2 separate regions of the Homo sapiens genome follow, and region 2 is linked to region 1. Evidence: chromatin loops called from intact Hi-C (ENCODE). Cell type or tissue: heart right ventricle. All regions are shown on one strand. Each heading gives the region's core, and the rest is flanking DNA. Links, peaks and the distances in the headings are about the cores only.

Region 1 (2,919 bases), core at 229-2,728:
GGGTTTAGGGAAGTAGATGTGACTGGTGGTGGAGGTGAGGTAAGGATGAGAATCTCATTTTAGCTACAGGCATCAGATTGGGGCATAGTTGGCAATAGAATTAATGCAGTTCCTCTTTGCACATTTGATCAAATGATGCTTGACCTTGGGCCTCTCTCTTGTGAAGAACTGCATAAAAAGCAAGTTCAGGAGTGTGTGGGCTGAGTCCAGAGAAAATGTTACACCTGGCTAACCTATAACAAGAACCACCTTTTTAAAAAAAATTGGAATTGCCTCTAAGAGAAAAAGCGAAGGCTTAGAGAGTATGACTGAGTTTAGCACTTCAAAAGTGGAAGAGCTAACAATATGCATTGTAAGTATTATTTGTTGTTTTTGCCCTGACTCCTTTAAAAAGTAGATATGAGGACTTAGAAAAGAGATGCCAAGAGTTTGTGCCTCACTTCCTATATCCACAAAATAAGAATAGTCACATATGCCCCCTACAATTATTCAGTGTGATGCTGCAGGGCCAGCTGCACCGCCACCTCCCAACCCCATTGCACTGGCTCTTCCGGTTAGGCTGGCCCAACTCCAGGAGGAACAGGCAGAAGGGCTGGAGTGAACCCTCCCAGCTCGGCCTGGAGCAGCCCTCCAGCAAACTGATGGGAATTGGAAAGATAAAACACCCAGCTTCCTTTGAGTCAGGTGGTATGACACTGAGGTGTGTGTTCTGCTCGTAGTTATACTCCAGTTGCCCATGGTGGTAACCCACTTGATAAGATATCCTTTACTGGTTTCCTTCCCTTTCCTGACTCATTTCCTCATTCTCTTACTGGCATTTCCTGCAATCTCTTCCCAAATAAACTACTAGTACTCAAATTCTTGTTCCAGGGTTGGAGGCACTCCACCCAAGACATATGCCTACACAGCAGAATTAGTTCATCAAACCAAGTCTTTGTCTCACCCTCAGACTGTTTCTGAAGCCAGACAGACGGGGCTGAACACCTCAGAATTTCCCTGAGTGCCTCAAACGGCATCTTTTCTAAAAAACCTCTTTATTTCACTGCTTGAGAACGACTTTCTCTTACTTCCATCTCCCTCCCGCCACCTCTCTCTGCAGTCTTTTCACTGATGGAAGCCACCCGCAACCGCCCGGCCCTCGCAGCTTCTTTTAATTTGTCTCAAAAGGCTCTTAAGAGAAAACTACGCTTGCCTGTCTCTTCCCAGTTCCACAACCCTCAGAGGGCAGGTCTCTGGGACAGCAATGGTATTCCTCGGAAAGTCAGCATCTGGTGCACAGCTGCTGTTTTGACTGTAGTCCCAATGTAACAGGGCAGCAAAGTTGTTGATGGTTTTCCCCAAAGCAGTACCCCCGAGTTTTCATATCTGCTTTCCAGACTGTGCTCCCTTGAAATCCAGGAAAATGAAGCGTTTCAATCCTGGTCTCTCCTCAGCCGTCTCTCCAACGCCTCCTTTTTTTCTGTCTCTTTCTTCCCCCAGCCCCTTCCCTTTCTTTTTGGTTCATTTGCACTTTTTTTTTTTTTTTTTTTTTCATCTCACAAGGCTGCAGCAACTTGACAATACACTAAGGAGCCCTTCTTGGAGTTGTGTTGCTCCTCATTAAATACTTGTTCAGCTGGCTGCTACGTGTCAGCTTCTATTCAAAGGCCTAAATGCTAGGGATGTGGAAGTCAGTGTGCTTGCAGGCCAGTTTGGCTGGGGATGACGAGAGTATTTTGCCTGCTGTGTTCACCAAAGGGGGCCCTGAACAGGACCGCCTTCACCCGCCTTCACCCGCCTTCCACACAACACACAAACACTTGTATGAACACCAAACAGACTGAAAGCCTGGGACAGAGATTTCTTTGTAAAAGAGAAGCCATCTCCAGTTCTGTCCTTGCTGAATGGCGATTTCATGAAGCTTTTTCTCCTTTTTCGTAGAACAGTAACACACCAATCACCTCCTCTTGTCTTGTTCTTACTTCAAACAATTCTGAAAGATTTGTTTTCTTTTTTTTTTCTTTTGTATTCTTTCAGAGGATTAAAATGTCTGAAATGACAGCCTCTTTCATTATCTATCCCCCAAGTCTATTTTTCTTTCTAAAATCATCCCACCCACCCCACCCAACTCCAACATTATATTACATAATCTCTTTGTTCATTACCTGTCCCTAAAATACTGGCTCTTCACTAGACTTCCTGTCTCTCAAAGAAAGACACTGCTTTTTAAACTGCTGTATCCCTGGCATTTTAAACAATGCCTGCGACACAATAGGTACTCAATAAATACTTTTTGAGTGAATGAATGAATAAATATATCTTTAGGGAAATAAAGATAAAACAGTTATCTCAAATTTTAAGGTATCAATACTGTGACCTGCTACACAAATTAACAGCCTTGGATTCTGTTAACAGGGATTCACCCAGAGAAGTGAGGCCATCACTGAATGTTCCTCAAACATGTGATTGTCTCCTCAGCTTCTGCTGGAAGGCTTCATATCTACTGCCAGGATGCACAGAGTAGCTCTGACTATCGTATCCATACTGATCATAGGAATCATAGCTACTATTTTTTTTGGGGGGCGGGGGGGATGGAGTCTCGCTCTGTCGCCCAGGCTAGAGTGCAGTGGCACGATCTCAGCTCACTGCAACCTCCGCCTCCCGGGTTCAAGCAATTCTCTGCCTCAGCCTCTTGAGTAGCTGCGATTACAGGCACCCGCCACCATGCCTGGCTAATATTTTAATTTTTAGTAGAGATGGCATTTCACCATCTTGGCCAGGCTGGTCTTAAACTCCTGACCTCATGATCTGCCTTCCTCAGCATCCCAAAGTGCTGGGATTACAGGCGTGAGCCTGTACCTGTACATGGCCATAGCTACTATTTTAAATACGTTCTCCATTGGCCAGGCTAGCAGTATACCAGGAATACTAAGGCCTGTG
Region 2 (2,919 bases), core at 294-2,793, 390 kb after region 1:
TGCCATTTATTAAGCATCTACCATGTACCAAAAAGTGTGCTAGGCATGATACATACCTGATTTTATTTAATCCTCACCACGAATTACTAACAAAGACACTATCATTTCAATATTGCAGTTGAAGTTACTGAGGCTTATAGAGAGCCCAGAGAGGTCACTGAATTAGAGGGTGACAAATTCAGAATTTAAATGAAGTTCTGTCTTAGGTCAGAGCCCATGTCTTTAATAATTTTGTAAAATTGCCTCTCAGCCTAATTAAAAGAGCATAAATGTATTAAAAAGTATCAAACCCCAACAGGAATCATTCTTATTAAACTTTATCAATGTATTTCATATCTTGCTAAAACTGGAAGCAGAGCCATAACTTATGTTTCCATGGTTTGTGTCGTGTACAAGTACCTATTCAAGGTGGGAGTGAAAGTTGACCCATGGCCTTTGCTACGCTCCTGCCTGGGTCCTTCCTTCTCCACACACAATGGGTGCCTTTTTCTAACACCAAGCCATCAACTGGAATGAACATGAGCACTCACACAGTTCATCCAAATTCCTACTCTTATTTTTAGACCTGTATTAGAATATCTCTTGCAACTCAATTTGATGTTTTAAACTGACAAACTATTTTTATAGGTCTCAGATTAGATTGTTGTCAGAAACTTTTAAAAATGAACCCCAATGATAACATTAGTCTGTCTTCAGCTACTCAGAAGTATTGTTGGAATTTACTGTTGCTCAATCCATGCTTTAATTTTTATTCTCACCTCAAAGGGAAGCCCAAACATGTAGGCTGCAATCCCAGGGATGAATTTCCATGGTCATACACACCACTACAACTAATTTTTCCTAGTCTAGAGACAATTTTTTTTTAAATCTGCATTTCAAGGAAGCCTCTGCAATCTATTTACTGGTCTCTTGTGTTATATGAGATGCATTGAATGCATTTGAATTTCTATTCAAATGCAATTTGAAAGTGCAATTTGAAAATACAATATGGAATGCATATTGAACTCCTTCAGTATCTGTGAATAATGACTACTCACAACTAACTTTTTAGATTAGGTTTAAAACAAAAACAAAAAATACTTACGACTTACACTAAAATATCTTATATCCCTATACATTTCAATAAGATTTAAGCAAATTTGAAAACCAATTTTTAAAGTGTTATCTCCACAGCCACAAAAATGAGTGACTTATTTTCTTCAGTTGTGGAGCACTTAAGCCCATGATAAAGAAATTAAAATTTATGCTTGGAGAAGAACAGCAAGAGAAGCTAGAGGAAGAGTTGGTGAGCATATACTGTTGCAGCCCTGAGCTAGTAAGAAAATACAGTAAAAACATAGAATTTTTTTTTTGTTTTCTCCTACAGCCTCTTCCTCCCTCTCCCATTTTATTGTATCATTTATTCATTTGCTCTATATTCATTGAGCATCTATTGTATTTTAATCAGTGGGGATAAAACAATGAACAAACCTCATGAAGTATACAGACTACTGGGGTGGAAACAAACAATGAACAAATAATTAGAAAAGTACATAATTAATTATTTCAATCTTTACTAATAAAGAAAGTATGAGATGTGTGATAGGTTACAAATTGTAGATTCATATCAGTCCTCAACTCATCGGAGGCCTCCTTCCCTTTTATCTATCCATAAGTCTTTGGATTATTGCCAGTTAAGTTTCAGGAATTGTGTGAAAATATTATTTGTGAGTATAGAAAATTGCATATGAAAATTATAAAGCTGAAATACATTTGTAGTCATCAGAATATGCTCTTCATTTAAGTAAACTGTGTAAAATAAGGGCAGAGCAGGGCGCTGGCTAAAATTAGTAAGTATAAGTTGGGATCAAGGTTGTGCCTAGAGCATCAATACTAAAGGCAAGGAGCTCAGTGCTCAGAGCCGTGTAGAAAGACCCAGCAGGCAGCAGAGACTGATAATTGCCCAGGTGAAGTAGTTTCACGGATGGTTTCCCCACTGTGGCTTCATTCTGAAGTGCGCCTTACTCCTCTTATCCCCACTAGGCTAGGAAAGCTGCAGGATGTGTGGGCTCACGCATAGCCAACTCTATCCTTCAAGCATTTGCTTTTTTTTTCAGTTCCTGTTTCCTTGACTTTATTCTCTGGGGAACTAGAGTTGGAAAGAAGGAAAAAGAGGATTGAAAGAATCCAAGTGTTCCTCCTCTTTATTCTCAGTTCCTACTAACCTTGGGACAAAACTATTTATTACTAAGGGAACAACTATTCCCTTAGTAATAGTTTGAATTTCCCTTAGAAATTCAAACCTAAAACACATAGTCTTATGAAAATATGCCTCACGTGGTCTGGGAGGTCAGGATGAAATCCTATTAGGCAGAAACTTTAGAGCAAGGGAGAGTAAGCCAGGTGAAGGAGAGGAGAGCATTCCAGGCAGTGGGAATTTATTTATAAACAGCTGTCTTAAGCAGTGAGAAGCGTGTTGTATTTATTAGAGAAACTGAAGGAAAATGTGTCTGGAGCACAATGTGGGTGAAGGGAGAATGACGCAAGATGACGACTTTGGAGTCAGGCAGAGGTTGGAATCTGCAGGTCCTGGAGGGCAACTTTACGCAGTTGTACTATATTCTACAGTGATGAGAAGCTCTTCAGAGTTTTTATTGAAAGTGTTCAGAAGACAAAGGACTCAAGCCAACCGAAGCAAAGTAGGAGATTCATACATCCCATTTTTATGCAAAAGAAATGTTGGCATCCAAATTAATGTTCCAGCACCTACAGCAGTTGAACTTCCTACACACACAGTGCAGATCAACCCTGGTATCCCAGATCTCCTGTCTCTTCAGTATTCATCAAGAATTCACGGCATTCCTGGAAGAGGGTTTTCAACCCACTGACAAAATGACAAGAAGCAGTAACTCATGTTTCAAAGCTATGAATAATTGGGTG

The links. Hi-C counts contacts between places; a loop is a spot of excess contacts. Peaks named below come from ENCODE experiments on the same cell type or tissue, not always from the same donor. Only the 100,000 strongest peaks of a DNase experiment are listed, where the experiment ranks them.
Region 2: a loop joins it to region 1, with 2.1 times the contacts of the local background. A loop is called at or near these places in 8 of 110 quality-filtered maps.

Annotation. Positions count from the first base shown.
Region 1 is chr3:30,679,773-30,682,691 of GRCh38, reverse strand. The region is part of intron 5 of TGFBR2 (transforming growth factor beta receptor 2); the gene reads right to left. Among named protein-coding and RNA genes, the nearest start is that of TGFBR2, 75 kb to the right of the region's middle. In heart right ventricle, for the core only: no CTCF peak of the experiment used is centred there; DNase peaks (open chromatin) are centred at 601, 1,221 and 1,701; H3K4me3 peaks cover 444 bases; H3K27ac peaks cover 2,500 bases.
Region 2 is chr3:30,293,668-30,296,586 of GRCh38, reverse strand. All of the region lies in intron 1 of LOC124909358 (a long non-coding RNA gene), which reads right to left. Among named protein-coding and RNA genes, the nearest start is that of LINC01985, 220 kb to the left of the region's middle. In heart right ventricle, for the core only: no CTCF peak of the experiment used is centred there; no DNase peak of the experiment used is centred there; H3K27ac peaks cover 807 bases.